Linked DNA regions of Mus musculus: region 1 is linked to region 2. A link is a loop called in an ENCODE intact Hi-C map of the cell type or tissue named here. Cell type or tissue: gastrocnemius. All regions are shown on one strand. Each heading gives the region's core, and the rest is flanking DNA. Links, peaks and the distances in the headings are about the cores only.

Region 1 (8,325 bases), core at 108-8,107, 240 kb before region 2:
ACAGTGTACTTACATATAATAAATAAATAAATCTTTAAAAAAAAAAAAGAAAAAAAAGAAAATATGCACATCACTGATAAGTGGATGTTAGCCCAGAAGTTTAGAATACCCAAGATACAATTTGCAAAACACATGAAACTCAAGAAGAAGGAAGACCAAAGTGTGGACATTTCAATCCTTCTTAGAAGGGCGAACAAAATACACATGGAAGAAGTTACAGAGACAAAGTTTGGAGCAGAGATTGAAGGAATGACCATCCAGAAACTGTCCCACCTGGGGATCCATCCCATAAACAACCACCAAATTCAGACACTATTGCAGATGCCAACAAGAGCTTGTTGACAGGAAACTGATATAGCTCTCTCTTCTGCTAGTGCCTGACTAATACAGAAGTGGATGCTCACAGTCATCCATTAGACAGAGCACAGAGTCCCCAATGAAGGAGCTACATAAAGTACCCAAGGATCTGACAGGGTTTGCAGCCTCATAGGAGGAACAACAATATGAACTAACCAGTAACCTCAGAGCTCCCTGGGACTAAACCACCAATCTAAGAAAACACATGGTAAAACTCATGTCTCTAGCTGCATATGTAGCAGAGGATGGCCTAGTTGGCCATCAATGGGAGGAGAGGCCTTTGGTCCTGTGAAGGTTCTATGCCCCGGTATAGGAGAATGCCTGGGCCAGGAAGCGGGAGTGGGTGGGTTGGGGAGCAGGGAGAGGAGGGAGAGGATAGGGGATTTTCAGAGGGGAAACCAGGAAAGGGGCTAACATTTGAAATGTAAATAAAGAAAATATCTAATTAAAAAAAAGAAAAAGGAAAAAAAGAAAGTATGCACAATTCTGATTAATGCATCAGTTACAATAGGCAATGTATTTTATACATAAAACATGTTTTACGTGTTTCATAGTTTAAAAGGCATATGTGTGTGTGTGTATTATATATATTCATTCACAGTTCTGTTTGAGTGGTAGAAACAGACTCTATTAAATGAGTACAGTGAGCTTCTGTGAAGCAGTCAGCAAAACACTCAGAAATATCGACAATGAAGAGAAAGACATCGATATTTTTTCATTTTATAACTGTGACAGAGAGGGAAGAACTCAGCTGGGACACAGTTGAAGTCATAGAGAAGTACTGGACCTGGGGTTGAGTCTCCACTCATAGCAGGCCTGTGAGCTCACAAGTTCCTTGGGCCGCAGGCCTGTGGATTCTCGCCTGATGCCCACTGTGATTAACATAGTAAAGCACCCACATCGTTTCTCACATCCCGCATCCCGTCTGCGAGCATCGCTCTGTGCGTTGGGAGACACTGGATAGATCGTTCTTCTCCAGGGTTTCCGTGAGTTACTTCCCATCAGGATCCCTGAGCTACCCTCCCGCCCCACCCCCACCCTCACCCCAGCCGCTCTCTTGGCTACTTTTTCATGCTAAAAGGAGAGGAATCCTACAAGCCGGATGAGTCAGGGTGTAAACCAAGTGAGGGCCTCTGGATACAGGCTTGCCTGGTCCAATTTGGATGACTAGAGAGGCGGAGCATACTTATTCTCTGCTGGCTTGCTCTGAAGAATGTGGGTCTCAAAGCTGTCTCTTGCAGTGGTTGGAAGTGGCCATCCAACTCCTTAGTGTTGTGTACTTAACTACACTGTTCACTCTTTTCCCTCTGGAAACACAGGAAGAACGGTGTTTGAAGAGCTGCCTGTGCTCTTGAAAGGCTTTCTCTAGTATGACTCCCCTTCTTAGCACCTCGGCAGTGTTTGCCATGCAACCCAATCAATTCACTAAATTAAATATACGCTGTGTGAGATGTGAGCACAGAAAAACCCGCTGGGAGCAAAATAAATGCAAAGTGAGATATATCGTCCTTCCTCCCAAACAAGTCCCTAAGCCTCTGTCCTGGCTTTGACACATTTTGATACCTAACCCATAATCGCGATAGTACTCAGAAGTGTGCTAAAGATTGAGAACTCAGTGGAAAAAGAAAAATCCCAAACACAGGCTGTCCTGGGTTTCTGTTGTCAGTTGTTCTGTTGGTGGTGGTGTTTGTTTGCTTGTTTGTTTCCTTTTTTTACTATTTTTCTTTTCAACCTTGCAGAAGTCAGAGCTATCAGATAAAAAAGAACTACAGCTGAGAAAATTCTTCTAGAAGATTGGCCTTTAGGCACGCTTTGGGGCATGTTCTGGGAGGGCCCCACCCTTGTGGGTGGTCTGGGCAGGTGGTAGATAAGAAGGTAGGCTGAGCAAGCAATAGCTGAGTTCTTCCACGGCCTCTGCATCGGTTCCTGCCTTGAGTTCCTGCCCTGACTTAACCTCAATTATAGACTATAATATGGAAGTATAAGCCAAACAAACCCCTTCTTTCCCCCAAGTTGCTTTTGCTCACGGTGTTCTATCATAGCAATAAAAACCTTAACTAAGATTTTGTGCTATACAATATTGATTAAAAGGAACTAAAGAATTTCTGCGCCGTGTTGGGTAGCTTTGACGAATTTCCCAGTACTCCAGCTTTTTAGTCTTGCCAATAGTATAGCAGAAATCTTAGCTCAGGCGGTACAACCTACAAACTAACCTTTACCACAATATGCTGCCATCAGTCCCAAAGGAGCCAGGCAGCACAGAAGGTCCCTGTGGACCGCTTTAAAGCAGTGTCCATATTGTTAGAAAGTGCATTCTGAGACCATTGTAGCAAGTGGTTCTCCCATCATGTCTGTGAGAAGTTTTTGCTGTGTGTGCATTTCATTTTGAGATTCAAGAGGCCCATAGATACCTAAATCTACATTCTCTACAGAGTCTGGTCCCCTACAGAATACTAAGCATTAAATATTAAGCAACTGTAATAATGTTACTATCCATGATGAATGTCTTAAGTTTAATGTTTAATTCTTGCAAACCTCCAGGGAGTTTGGCTCCTCTGCCTTCTGTTGTTACACCTTCCCACTGTAGCGCTCATATGGAAACATTTGCTTAATCCTCAGAACGACCTGTGTGCACTGCATTATTGGCTTTATATTTTTGCAAATGAGGTCCAAGAGATTGGTTGACTTGTCTAAATCTTACAACTAACTAAATGCCAAGGCCAGGAGTTGAACAGTGGCATGGAGATCTGAAGTCTCACCTCTCAGGGCAGCCACATTGCTACTCATGAGACTCAATCTTCAAAGACCACTTCAGGAAAAGAGAAGACTCGTGTGTGTGTGTGTGTGTGTGTGTGTTCATGTGCACACGCACACATGCACTCAAATGGATAAATATCAGAAGAGGGCATCAGATCTCCTGGCTCAGTCTCAGGCTGTTGTGTGCACTCTGACACTGGTGCCGGGAACCCCACCCAGACCCACTGCCAGAACAGGAAAAAAAAATCTAAAACAGGGGCTGTTTCTCCAGTCCCTTGGCCTCGGTTTTTAAAACCAAGCTTTTAAAGCTCTTGGAGTTATTTTGAAGTAGCTGTAATGGTGTGGAGCCAGGGTTATCTGAAGCTGTCCCAGTGGTCAGGAGTATTGACCCATTTCCACCAGCAGGGGGCAGTTGGCATTTCTCCATTTGTTTCTTGGTATGGAAGCAATGAGGGCCCTGGCTGGCTACCACAGCTGCCCAAATTGGGTAGACAAAGGGCAACAGAACCAGCTGAGGGGGTACTGTTGTTGTTTTGTAAACAGTCTCTCTCTCTCTCTCTCTCTCTCTCTCACACACACACACACACACACACACACACACAACACACACACACACTATTGAGTCCATCTAATGTGGTTCATTGGTGCACGTGTTTAGAGCTGACCACTTAGGACCGGATGTTCTATTAGGGACCTGTCCCTGGAGAACACCGACTCTCCCTCTCTCAGCAGCCACTGATGTCCGTAGCTCTTCATCTAGGTGTGGGGCCTGCTGAGATTTCCCCGTCCATGTAGACACTTCAGTTGGTGTGGTCACTATCCAGGTCTTGATTAGATGATCATATTGTTGAGATTTCATGAGCTTGCCCTGTCATGTTGCTAGATAGAAAATTCTGCCTAGCAACGGGCATTCAAAATAGCCTCTCTTGCATCCCAGGCTAGTCCAGAACTTACCGTGTGCCAGAAGATAGCCTACATTTGAGCTTTCAGGTGTGCACTGCCAAATTCCATTTGTGTGATGCTGGGGACTGAACCCAGGACTTTGAGCATGCGGGCCATGCACTCTCTCAACCCATCATTTCAACTCAACCTCAGCTTAGTGTAATTCTCAAAAGGTCTTGTGAAACCCTTGATAATGCTGTCCAGTAGAATTCATCACAGCACTGTACTGGGTTTCTTTCCAAAAACCTAGATACATTTTATCAACTGAAAAGAAAAAAAAAGTTCAAGATTGTGCTATTCAACTTTGTTATCCAAGATGAGGAAAGTGGCTTAAATATGTTACTAATTATTATAAATCCAGTCTGTGCTTGTCTTTCATAATCGAGAAGCGCAAGGTCTGTGGAGGAGGCTGATGACAATGGTCTGTTCACATTCTAGAAGCACGCCTTTTCCCTCCATCGCATAAAAGTCGCTGAATAAAGAAAATCACAGATTTATATTATCCTGAGCAGCTGAGTTATGATTCAGTAACAAGTCAGTCAAGGCTAGGGAAATGGCTGACAGCCTGGTGGTGTGATTATTATGAACAATGGTGGAGTGTGAGAAACATAAGGAAAAGACTTGGCCTCCAGAAGCATCGTGCATGTGCAGCCCCACAGCTCTGTGCAGAGGGACTTCAGGGCGTCTCGGCCTTCTTCCTCATCTTCAGCCCCCAACACCTTGCTTCCATCCTTTTCCAAATACAACCAGGAAGATGGTAAAACCAAATACGGATGGACATGCCACCATGTCCAGTTTTGTTGCAGTTGTAGTTGTTGCTGTTGGGTGTTTTGTTTTTGTTTGTTTGATTGATTGATTTTTGGTTTGTGTTTTTAAACACGGGTTTTGGGAATCAAAGTCAGGTCTTCATGCTTAAAAGGCAAGCACTTTACTGAGCAAGCTGTCACCTCCAGCTGCTCCTCAGAATGTCAAGGTGATTCCAGTAGCTCAGGGCCCTCTGTCCCAGATGATAAGTAGATCTGAAGCCAAGGCTTCCCGTGCCTCCTGTGGAAATCTTAGCCGGCCTAGGAAATAAACTTGTAAGTGTGTGGTTAGCAGGGGAAGGGATGAAGTTTTATTACAATTTTGTCTTCCTTGTGGGGACTTCTCAAGAAAGGGACAGATGCAGGGGGTGGGGGAGGGGGCAGGTGACTGAGGGAGGGTGACAGTGGCTTTACAAAAGATAAATGAAGAATGGACAGGAGACAGAATAGCTGCTTAAAGTTCAGTTTGGGCAGAGTGTTCTAGTACCCAGCTTCTCTTCTTGTCTGTGACAGGAGACAAACAGCTTTATATTCTGCCTGAGCTGATGTCCCAGAACCTAGTGACAAGAATTAAGCTCTAACTCATGAAATACCAAGGGAGGGAATTTTGACAGTTCAGTCCCATTTTTAGAATTCTAAAAAAAAAAAAATATTTATTTGTTTGTTTGTTTGTTTGTTTGTTTTGTGTGTGTGTGTGTGTTTGCACAGGCATGTGCATACACATGACCCTGCACATATGTACAGGTCAGAAAACACCTTGCTAGAATCAGTTCTCATCCCCTATAATATGTGCTTTCTGGGAATCAAACTCATGTTATCAGTCTTGGCGGCAAGCACCTGCGTCCAGTGAGCCATCTTGCTGGCCCCAATGCAATGGCTTTCATCGAATCCATCTTTAGTTACTTAGAGAAGTTTAGAGGAAGTTGTTCCTTAGCACTTGCTGTTTCTCAGCTGCCTCTGCTTCAGAACAATCCACTGTGGAGTTGTGTCCTGGCACCTTTCGTCCATCTCACGGAGAACTCACTGCTACCGTTGCAGAATTTTAACATGGGAGAGCCTGGAGGTATGTCCCTGTGTTAGTCAGTCAGTACTGTAGTGAAAACTCCCACTACTGTGCTGCATGCAACAGGAACAAAGTCCTTGCGGTTCTAGAAGCTGAGTTGGTCAACTTCCAAGTGCTTGCTGGGTGGTTGTATCATTAGACTGGCTGCCTTCTTGCTTAGAGAACACTTAGAGAGAGCTGCCTTTCTGCGGTGTCTCTGATAAGCACTCAACCTCTATCATACCAGAGTCCTCCATAGACCATCTTGATCACCTGTAGTTGCTCTTCACAGGACTCATCTCCCCATTTAGGAGACAGCACCAATGCTCCAACACACTCCCGTAGAAAGAAACTCAGCTTACTTCTCCGCAGCCCCTTTCCCCGAGCGGTGGCGTTGACTTCCCAGTCCAGATGAGACCCTCCCCTGTGACTGTTCAGGACACTTTCTTAAATAGGAAAAAAAACAATCAATAGGATTTCCTTTCCAGAGAGGCTGTGATGGTTGGTTTTAATGTCAACTTGCCACAAATTAGGATCTCCTAATTAGGGAGCCTCAGTTGAGAAATTGTCTTAATTGCCTAAGTGATGTGGGAAGACCTACCCTCAAATGTGGGCGGCACCTTCTGGAAGCAGCCCAGATGAAAAGGAGCATGCGCAGCAGAAGGACGACCATACACCCTGGGCTTACTGGGCCTTCCCTCTTGCCACTGAGCTGACTTCCCTGATGCTGTTCCTGATTCTGCCTTCATGGTAGCTGGACCAGTGTGTCCATCACTGACCGAGGACCAACAAACCTCCACAACCTAGATTAGTATTGCCAAGGCACGAAGTCCCATGGAGGAAGCAACCACCAAGTTCTGGGTTCTAGGCCTCTTCAGGGTGAGATAGATTGCATCAGTGAGACTACTCTGGCTGCCAAGGCACCAGCCTTCGAACCAAACAACTACAGGCTCTCAGCTTCCTTCTTGAGTGTGATTTAGCTGTTGTTGCTTTTCTGAAGAGAACTGATCTAATAGTTTTTAAATATTTGTATTGATCATATTGGTTCTGTTCTTCTGCAAAGCACTGACTAGTGCTGCAGCTTTTGAGTTCTACGGAGGCTGCAGCAGTCACAATGTAGAAGTTTTGCTTTTTATTATTATTTTAAGTATATGGGTGTTTTGCCTGCATGTATGGTATCATGTGAATGCCCACTACCCTTGAAAACTAGTGAGGGTATTAAATCTCCTGTAACTGGAGTTATAGATGGTAAGTTACTATGTGGGTTCTGGGAATCGAACCTCGGTCCTCTTGAAGAATAACCAGTGCTTTTACCTGCTGAGCCATCTCTTCAGCATCTCCAATGTGGAGTTTAAAGGGTGTCTCTGAACTCCCTCTGAGGGTACTGGAAATGTTTGGGTGTGCACTCACAATACACATTAGAATGGCCTAAATCAAAATCTCTTTCTTCTGTAACTCAGTACATTTGACATATAATTCTACCTGTCTCTGGGGACCTGAGATCCTCCAGAAAATGCCTTGCTCTTTAGTGACCCCCAGTGTGATTTTGTCTCAGATAAGGCAGGGTCCCAGTACCATGTTCTGGCACACAAACCATTCCTGGTTAAAAAAAAAAAAAAAAAAAAAGCTAGCAGCTGCAGGGGAAGCAATTGAAGTTGTTAACTTATTTTCTTCCAACCCTGGAAAGGGCATTTCCTTTGTTCTCAGCTGGCCAAAAATGCTTTAAAACCCTCAAGCAGGAGTTTACAAATGCAGTGTCAGGATGGCTTTATCAGTTTGACCTCCTTTTCCAGGCTGGAGGAACCTGTGTGTGTGGTCTCCTAACATCACCTGTCTGAAGACACGCCCCCTGTGGAGGTGTTGACAGGAAACAGGGGGATCCAGCGACAGAGACTGCTTTCAGGACACTTCAGACACTCCCTTTTGTCTTTTCAGCCCTTTGGGAGATTTTGATCCAATCTGCCCCAGTGAGATGCTCTCAACAGTACAAGAGGAAAGGAAAGGAAAGGAAAGGAAGAAAAAAAAAAACCCTTCCATTTTCCTCCTAAGAAACGGTATTTTATTTCTGGATGAGAAGGCCTTTGGAAGGAAGGTCCTAGAGTGATACAGGAACAATCCTTTCCCAGCTGTTGAACATCAGCAGGCTGTGTCCAGTGCGAAGAGGCAGCTCCTAAAATATCTGCCAAAGGGACAGCTTGGAGGGCAGAGTCTTTAAGGAGCCACACGAGTGTTACTAACTCTCTAATAATGGTGTGATCTCTGTGTCAGGGCAGCAATCTTCATGAGCCCTGTTCATAAGGAACAGAGTGTGCGGAGACGGCCCAGTGGGAGTGGAGGCCATTGTTAGCCAGTGCCTGTGATTGGCATTGCGAGTGTTGCTGGGCACAGGCTATGCACATTTGCCCCAGTTCCTGAACATCGAGA
Region 2 (8,325 bases), core at 64-8,063:
CACTGTCAAATTGGTGGCTCTCTTAGGCTTTTGCTTTTTAACATCTTGGGGTTTTGTCAGTTTCTGAGAAGTGACAGGGTTCAGTGCCCGGGTGCTGTAGTGACAGACAGGAGGTGACATGAGTTATCTGTAAGTTAGGGGAGAAATGAAGGTGGTTGGGAATGCTGTTCCCATCCGGCTGCAGTTGTGTGCCTGCAGAGAGGCCACTGTAGCTGGCCACACACATGAGAAGGGGCGGCAGCAGGGCCGGATAGGCAGGAGGAGGAGCTAGGGTTTTGAGGCATTGGAAGGTTGGCCTAGGACTTGGCTGTTGACTGGCTGCCTTCTGAGGAGGAAGGAGGAGAGTCTGACTGACTTGTGGGTTTCTGGCCTCTGGTAGAAAAGGCCGTGGGATTCATCTTGGGGGCCGGAAGAGGTGAAAGTGAGCATGTTCATGCAGAGCACGGAGCTTGGGATTTTTGCTCAGAGCTGACAGATTTTAGAATGACTGGGAAGTTGATGTCTACCACCAAGGTGATACTGGCTCTGCAGCGAGCTGAGAGCGCCTAGTCTAAGAGTGCAACTCTCTTAGGCTCCCCTGGGTTCTGGTTAGAGACTCGGCTACTTCGGAACTGCTTGGAAATGGAGAGACCGTGAGAATTAGGGCCCCAGGGAGCAAGGCAGTGTGGCTTGAAGGGGGCATCTCAGGCAGGGGAGCTCAGTGCTACAGGAAAGTTTCAGGCCTGGAAACACTTAGGATTTGGGGTTTCCTGGTGATCAGCTACAGGAGGGATTGGGGCACCTCGGAAGAGCAGTGTAGTAGGTGATGTTAAAGCTGTGTGGAGGTTTCTGATTTTTCTGTGCCTCGTGGAGGCAAGTGTTTTGGGCAGGACCTTAGGTTGAGCCCGGTGATCCTGGCTGAAAACTTCCGGCATGATTTCTAGTTCATGTACCAGTGTGGGTCTGTGAGCGTCTTGAGCACAGCTCGGAGCCTGGATTATGCTGCAGGCTCTCTTGGCTCGCTGTTCACAAGGCAGAGCACCCTGTACACTGGAGCCGACAGTGATCACCTTAGAAAATGACTGGAAGGAAGGAACCCTGTCAGAGCCAGCCAGGGTGATGGCACTGCAGGTTCTCCTCCTTCGCTGAAGGTTTCTTGTAGGGGAAAGACCTCTTGACAGCTCAGTGACCTGTGCTTTTTTGCTTGTTTGTTTTGTGCTCTGTGAGGATGTGTAGATAGGTGTGGAGACCAAAGGTCGGATAGACTGCCTTCTCCTTTGTCTCTTCCGCCTGACTTTCTGAGACAAGGCCTTTCACTAAACCTCTGACGTTCAGAGTCCTATCATCACCATGCCAACTCTTTACTTGGATGCTGGGGACCTGAACTCTGGTCCTCAGGTTTGTGCAACTAGCGCCATATCGCCGCTCAAATACTGAGCCTGTATTTTTTTTTAATGGTTCCTGTTTGGATGTTTGTTTCCTCAGGCTTGTCAACGACATGGTCCCAGCATTCTCGATCCCAGCATGGGAGGAGTAGTACCTGCTCTAGACCTGAAGATCGAAAGCCTTCTGAGGTACTTCTGAATGCTTGCTTGCCTTGATCATGTGTGCTGTAAGTAAGTGCATGCGAACCTGCCGCCCACATGCCTGCCCCATGCTGTGCAGGTCTGGGCAAGTGCCCCACTTTATACCCCGGCAAGATGGTGAGAAGCAGATGTGTGCCTTGTTGCAGGAAGAAGTGAGCTAATTAATACATATAGGCTCGAACACGCAAAGCATGTTACACGTATATCATGCGCAGTGAATGTTAGCTATTATTATTAATTGTATTCTTTTTTTCCTTTCCTGTTCCGTCTTCGCTGGCTCCCAACAAGTTTTCCTCTGGCCAGGACATGAGCGGGTTCAGCTGCTGCCAAGTCACTGCCAGCCTCAAGTTAGTTTTAGCCATGGATCTGTGGCTTATTTGGCAACAAGCCAATGTGACTCTGGGAGTTTCGTTATGCTTAAGGCTTTCCCCGTCTTTCCCAATTTGTTTTCACATTTTATGTTTCCCTGATGCCCTACGTTTCGTTGTTCATTTCCCTGCTAAAATCATTTTTAGAGGCATCTGTCTCCCGCCAGCCTCGGTTGCTTAGGGGCCCCGTTGTCCTGAGACCTGCTTTCTCTGCGGCCATTCCGAGGCGCCGGGCATTGAGACCCAGGTGTCTCAGCCTGTCGGGTTCTCAGGGAAAGCTGTGGGAAAGTTGTTCTGGCATTGCACTGTTTGTGGGATGAGCTCAGTTGGCTTGTGGTGTGGTGGTCACACAGCGACAGGTGTTTCTCAGAGTCCCTTCCCATGCTGCCCCCATATAGCTGGAGAGTGCCTTGTCTAGGAGCGGAGGAGTTTCCTGGAGATGGAGTAACATCCCCTGCCAGAAAGCACTTAAGAGACCTGTTCCAGCAAACACTCACGGACGGCTGCTGTGGCCAGTGCTGCTGGCCTGGTGTCTGTTTTGACCTACAGTGCGCACTTTATTTTTTTGTGACATCGGAACGTCTCTGCACCTGTATTTTACTCTGCTGTTAAGTCCTGAGTCAGCTCTTAACTGCTACTACACCTTTCTGGTGTCCATACTATACTGCTGTTACTTCAGCCTGGGAGTGGGATTGGAGCCCTCTGAGCAGCAGGCACCACACCCTGTCCTTGCCTGGTCTGTGTCAAATCTTCTGAGTGCAAAGTGCTTTGTACGTAAAGCACTCGGGTAGCCGTCACCCCTGCCCTTGGTGTCTACTTGGCACTGAGCTTTGGGCCAGAGCCTCTCCCAGGTCTGTAGGAATGGAGCTGCCTTTTCTCATCTCCTTCCTCAGTCTGCCTTCCTTTCTTTGGCAAATTTGCGTGTTTTCTTGTACAGCTTAGCTGGGCTCTCTTTTACCTGATTTGCTTGGTGTGGACTCACAACTTTGACCTCAAAGCCCTTTTCCTTGGGGTTGGGTTGCTGTAGGCTTATGATCAGGGGCTTTTGTCTCATGGTGAGATCTTTGCAGAAGGGACACAGTCAGTCTGTTGCTTAATGGGACTGTAGATGTTAAGAGTGGCATCCTGGCACAAGACCAGTATTGACAATGACAGCGAGAGAAGCGGCCTTTTAATTCAGACCCTACCCCGTACTTTCATAAGATGAAGTTTATTAAAGAGAACACCAGTCTGAAAAGCCAACAGGTGTATACTGTGACCCGTGCTTAGCAGCACAAGAAAGCGCTTCCTGTCCCGAGTGAGGGAGTGCATTGCATCTCTGTGGCTCTGTACACTGAGCAGAGCATCTGGATCCAGGCGCATGCTGCTCGTGATACATGGCAGGGCTTCCTGGTACACACATCCTCACATGGCAGTGGGCTGAGGACAAGGCCGGAGAGGGAAGCAGCTGTGTGGCCCTGGCTGCCAGACAGGGTGCTGTACGGTCAGTCAGCCTCGTCGATTCGGATGGCAAGGGCCCATGAGTCAGGGGTGCTGCCTCCCCACAGTTTGCTTATCTTTGCTGTCTGTGATGAGTTAGGGTGCTTTCTTAGAAGGTGGGCACAAGCTGAGTCTTGATGGCAGTGAAAACAGGGTTGGTTCTGTCTTTCCACAGAAACTTGCTTCCAGGGCTGACGGCATCCTGTGACGTGGGACAACAGGGCTCTAGTGTTCCACTCCTAGATGTTTGCAGGCCTGCATTTCTGCCTGCTGTCAGCCAAAGTGGACCTTGCTCTCACCACCCGCCTGCCCCATGTGCTAGCACTTCAGGAGATTGGCCGCTTCTTTAGCAGTTAGTTTAGAAGATAGTGACCTCTACCGGGTGGTTCTAGATTCTGCCTTGAGGTTAATTGGCTAATGAAGTTTTGTTTTAAAACATGGGCTCGAAAGAGAGCTCTCCGTAGTGGCTTGTCATTCCCTGAAGGATTTCCAAGAGCCTGTGTTCAGCAGCCCTTGGTGAATTGAGAGGTCTTGGAGAGGGGAGCGGTTGTGTTTTGTGCAACAGTTATGTTGAGTCGATACAATCACTGCACCCTCTGCTTGTGTCGGCTGAAGGAGCTGGAGCCCACTTCAGTCCTGGGCGAGGGGAAGGAGTGTCGGGTGGAGTGAAGGGTTTCTGTAACAGGGCACTCTTACTCTGTTGATACCGTGACCTTGTTATGGGCAGCTCCATGGTGCCCTTGCAGCTGCCAGTGCTCTGAAATGAATGCCTGTGCCACTGTCCCTTTCTCGTCTCCCCAGGTGTTTAGGACCGACCTGATCACTGCCATGAAGTTGCATGACTCCTACCAGCTGAACCCGGATGACTACTACGTGCTGGCTGATCCCTGGAGACAGGAGTGGGAGAAAGGGGTCCAGGTGCCTGTGAGCCCAGGGACCATCCCACAGCCTGTGGCCAGGTAGGCACCCTGGATAGACGCGTGCTTCTCTGCTCTCCTCCCTGCAGGCATAGAAGCTGAGAGTTAGCGCTGTAGTAACATGAGGCCTCACAAGAGGCAGAAATGTAGAAACTGTTCAGGCGCTGAGGGCGGTGAGTCAGAGGGCAGTGGCCTCTGAATTTAGCACATTATCGCAGGGGGTGAGCCCTCTTACTGGAGAAGAGAAGGTCCAAGATGTTTTTGGGAATGACCGACTAGGCGAAGTCTGATGTTACTGTCTGTTTCTCTCTGCATTCTATGTCACTTCACTGAGTGGCTTAGTGGGAGCCGTGGTGGCCTTGGTGCTTCGGGCAGTGGCTGATTGTATTTTAGGAGCTGACAGTGTCCGATGAGGAATTTGAGCTGTGGACAGGCTCTTTGCAGACGCTGGTGTTTCCTCTTGATCTCCTGCCGTGTCGCTCACCTCTCCCAACATGTCCTCGATCTTCCTTTGGGACAGGCTGTGTCGAGTTGGTACCTTTTTTCCCCACTTTTGCATATGAGGATGGAGTGCCCGATAGCTCTGCCAGCATCTGGCTGGCTCCTTGCTGTGTGAAATAGCCTCTCTTACCATGGATGAGTATGGACTAAATTCACTTCTTGGCCCTTAACTCCTTAGACACTTGATTGGTTTGATTACCATCATTTTGGGATCTCTGTTCAAATTATATGATAGTATACTATGGCTAGACAGGCATAGGTGACCACCAGGAGTCACCTGCTTCTTCAGATGAGGGTCATGGCCTGTGAAGCGGGTCTCAGGGCGCACAGGATGGGGATGGTCCCTTTTGGCCAGCACCGGCAGGCTGTCAGTCTAGGAAGCCGTGCCAAGGCAGGATGAAATGACTTCATAATAGATAGACTGGAGCGTTTCACTTGATACCTGTTCTTGCTCAAGCAGGAGAAATACATCCAGTTTGTCTGCCCATCTCTGTCACACAGATAAGTTCTTCCTGTCAGTTCCAGGGTGAATAACGTATAAACTCTGGGCATCCTGTTGGTGTGAATGTATGTGGTCAAAACCAGACGTGGCAGGACTGTGACCACAGAGCCTCTGCTGGGCTCCTGGCCCGAGCTGATTTGCTCCTTTTGTGCTGTCCCTAGTCTGGCTAGGGTGAGGTGGAATTCTCCCGTGCTCACAGCTTGTAAGGGGGTGGTGGTAGAGGAATTGTCTGGGGCCATATGTTCATGGACCATGGGCTCTGGCGCTTAGAATAAAGGAATGGCAACAGCCCAAAGTTCTCCCTCAGTCTTTTTGGAAGGTGAGAATTCAGAGGTGTCCCTTGTGGTCCTCAGCGTGTGCTGTGCACATCCAGCTTGTGGCTGTCCCTGCCGTCTCTGTTCCTGAGAACTCAGTGCTTAGCAAGTTCGTCCCTGTTCTGACAACTTCCGGGGGGCAATGAGCAAGCACCAATAATGGAAAGGGATTTAGAAACCAACCCTTGAAATATCTTTTCTTTTAAAATAAATTTATTTATTTATTTATTTTGTTTTTTGACACAGGGCTTCTCTGTATCGCCCTGGCTGTCCTGGAACTCACTCTGTAGACCAGGCTGGCCTCGAACTCAGAAATCTGCCTGCCTCCGCCTCCCAAGTGCGGGATTAAAGGCATGCACCACCGGTGGCCGGCTTAAGTTTATTTGTTGTAGTTTGGGAGCAGACTCTGTTGGAGATGTGGTAGGGTGTTGTGCTGGGAAGGAGATGGCTGTGGAAGGCTGCAGCATCTGCTTCCATTCTGGGTACTTTGAAGATTTCTAGCTGAGGTGTTGCTCTCATTTGGTTTCAAATTCTTAGACTATATGAACATAGGGATGGTCTGGCTTGGGGGTTGGAGGAGGAAGTTGCCCCTGACAGTTTCTTCTACAGGACAGAAAGGGTAATCTGGCTGTTTGTTTTCTTATTAACCAGGGTTGTGTCTGAAGAGAAGTCTCTCATGTTCATCAGGCCCAAGAAGTACATCGCGTCGTCCGGCTCTGAGCCCCCAGCGTTAGGCTACGTCGATATCCGGACTCTGGCAGACAGTGTGTGTCGGTATGACCTCAATGATATGGATGCTGCGTGGCTGGAAGTAACCAATGAAGAATTTAAGGAGATGGGTGAGACTGTTACTTCATTAACTCACATTGGAGAGAGGGCTGGTTAGTCCGCAGTGACTCATATAGAGTCCCTGAGAGGTTGGAGCTCACTGTCACAGCCACCTATGTCACCAGAGTCCCAGCTCTTTGGAGACCAGATTGCTTGTGTGGCTTTGGCACTTGCAATGAGACATACAGTCCACTTGGAGCTCCTAGCGCAGTGGTGGACTGCGGGGCGGAAGCCTGACTTGTTTCTGACTTGAATTCCTGTCCCCGTCTGCTTCTACCCTTACTTACCATACAGGAACTGCAGCCCAGGGAGCAGGAGGACTGGGCCAGTGCCCTGCTCCTCTTTACTGCTGTGATGCCAAAGTCCCATTTTTACTGCCTGCAGCCTGCTGTTTCTCAGACGGAGCCTACAAAGTCAGCTTCAAACCCTCTTGTTTTTACCTCTTTAACTCTTTCCTGGCTTTCTGAGTGAGGTGTGACCCTGGCTGAGAGCCCAGACTTGGATAGTTTCTCTGCTGGGTTGGACCTTAAGACCTCAGTTACCCGCATTTCATGGTGTGGAGGCTGAGGTGGTCTCCTTATGTTCTAGCCTTTCTTCCCCAGGGTTGTTATAAAAGTTTGTCTGGAGTGTCCGTGAACTCAAGTTTAAGACATTTGTGTGGTGGAAGCAGGGTTGGGAAGTGTGACTTGGGCACATTGTGACAAGTCACGTGTGTTTGGCTTCAAAGGTTGGAAGGGCAAGGGCTGTTTAAAGTTGTGTTCCCATGGAGCCTGTCTCAGCCTGGACTCTGATAGCAGCTTTTCCTGCTGCCAGCCAGTTGATGGGACTGACCATGACTGAGCTGGGAACGTTGGTATTTTCTACTGGTTAGTTACTGAGATGTGTCAACAAAGTAGATTTTCTTGCTCTTGTTCCCTGCTTTAAGTATTACTGGTCAGAACAGTAGCAAGCCAGGGATGGTTTTAGAATCTGTTTAAAAGGAACTCTCCTGTAACTAAATGATGTATTATGCCACTGTAGAAGATTCAGTTTTGTCTTTTGAGCTGGCCAAATGCTTTACACCGCCTGTATAAAACCACCCAGAAAACTGACTCATTTGGCAAGTTGTAGGTGTCCAGTTCAGGATCCAGCCGAAAGATTGGCAATTCAGTGGTTTAAATACTAAGAACTCATGTGTTCACAGCTGTGAGTGCAGGGCAGCTGTGAGTGCAGGACAGCTGTGAGTGCAGGGCAGCTGTGAGTTCAGAGCAGCTGTGAGTTCAGAGCAGCTGTGAGTGCAGGACAGCTGTGAGTGCAGGACAGCTGTGAGTGCAGGACAGCTGTGAGTGCAGGACAGCTGTGAGTGCAGGGCAGCTGTGAGTGCAGGGCAGCTGTGAGTGCAGGGCATGAGCGCAGGGCAGCTGTGAGCGCAGGGCAGCTGGCGTTCAGAAGAGGGTGCTGGCTCCCCTGGAGTTGAAGCTACAGGAGGTTGTGAGCTGCCCTACATTAGTGCTATGAACTGAAGTCTGGTTCTCTGAAAGAGCAGCAAGTGTTCTTAACTGCGGAGGCACCTTTCCAGCTCACCTCCAAAATCTTAAAACTTGAAAATGTGGTGGCTTTGCAATAACGTGTGTAAGCTATAGGCCTGAATTATATTTCTTCTCTTTTTCCCCCTTTCGCACCCCCCTTCCAGGTCCTAGTATAGCTTGTACTGGCCTGAAACTCATTACCATTATAGACTTCATGTATTGCAGGCATGAGCACTGTGCCGGACGCTGACTTTCTTTAGGACTCCTGTCTGTACAAGGGCTCTCCTTATAGGCAGTTGGGAGGACATCTGCAAATAGAAGAAAATAGCGCTTTCTCACCATT

Evidence for each region. Peaks named below come from ENCODE experiments on the same cell type or tissue, not always from the same donor. Only the 100,000 strongest peaks of a DNase experiment are listed, where the experiment ranks them.
Region 1: a loop joins it to region 2, with 2.6 times the contacts of the local background. A loop is called at or near these places in 5 of 42 quality-filtered maps.

What each region holds. Positions count from the first base shown.
Region 1 is chr3:41,345,471-41,353,795 of GRCm38, forward strand. No RefSeq gene overlaps it. Among named protein-coding and RNA genes, the nearest start is that of 1700052H01Rik, 6.2 kb to the right of the region's middle. In gastrocnemius, for the core only: a CTCF peak has its summit at 3,508 (motif pointing right); a DNase peak (open chromatin) is centred at 3,536.
Region 2 is chr3:41,587,470-41,595,794 of GRCm38, forward strand. It overlaps Jade1 (jade family PHD finger 1), which reads left to right. Exons shown (of 11, transcript NM_001130184.1): 3 at 1,465-1,553; 4 at 4,214-4,371; 5 at 6,298-6,485. Among named protein-coding and RNA genes, the nearest start is that of Jade1, 36 kb to the left of the region's middle. In gastrocnemius, for the core only: a CTCF peak has its summit at 3,799; DNase peaks (open chromatin) are centred at 1,663, 1,880, 2,177, 3,364 and 2 more places; H3K4me3 peaks cover 796 bases; H3K27ac peaks cover 1,873 bases.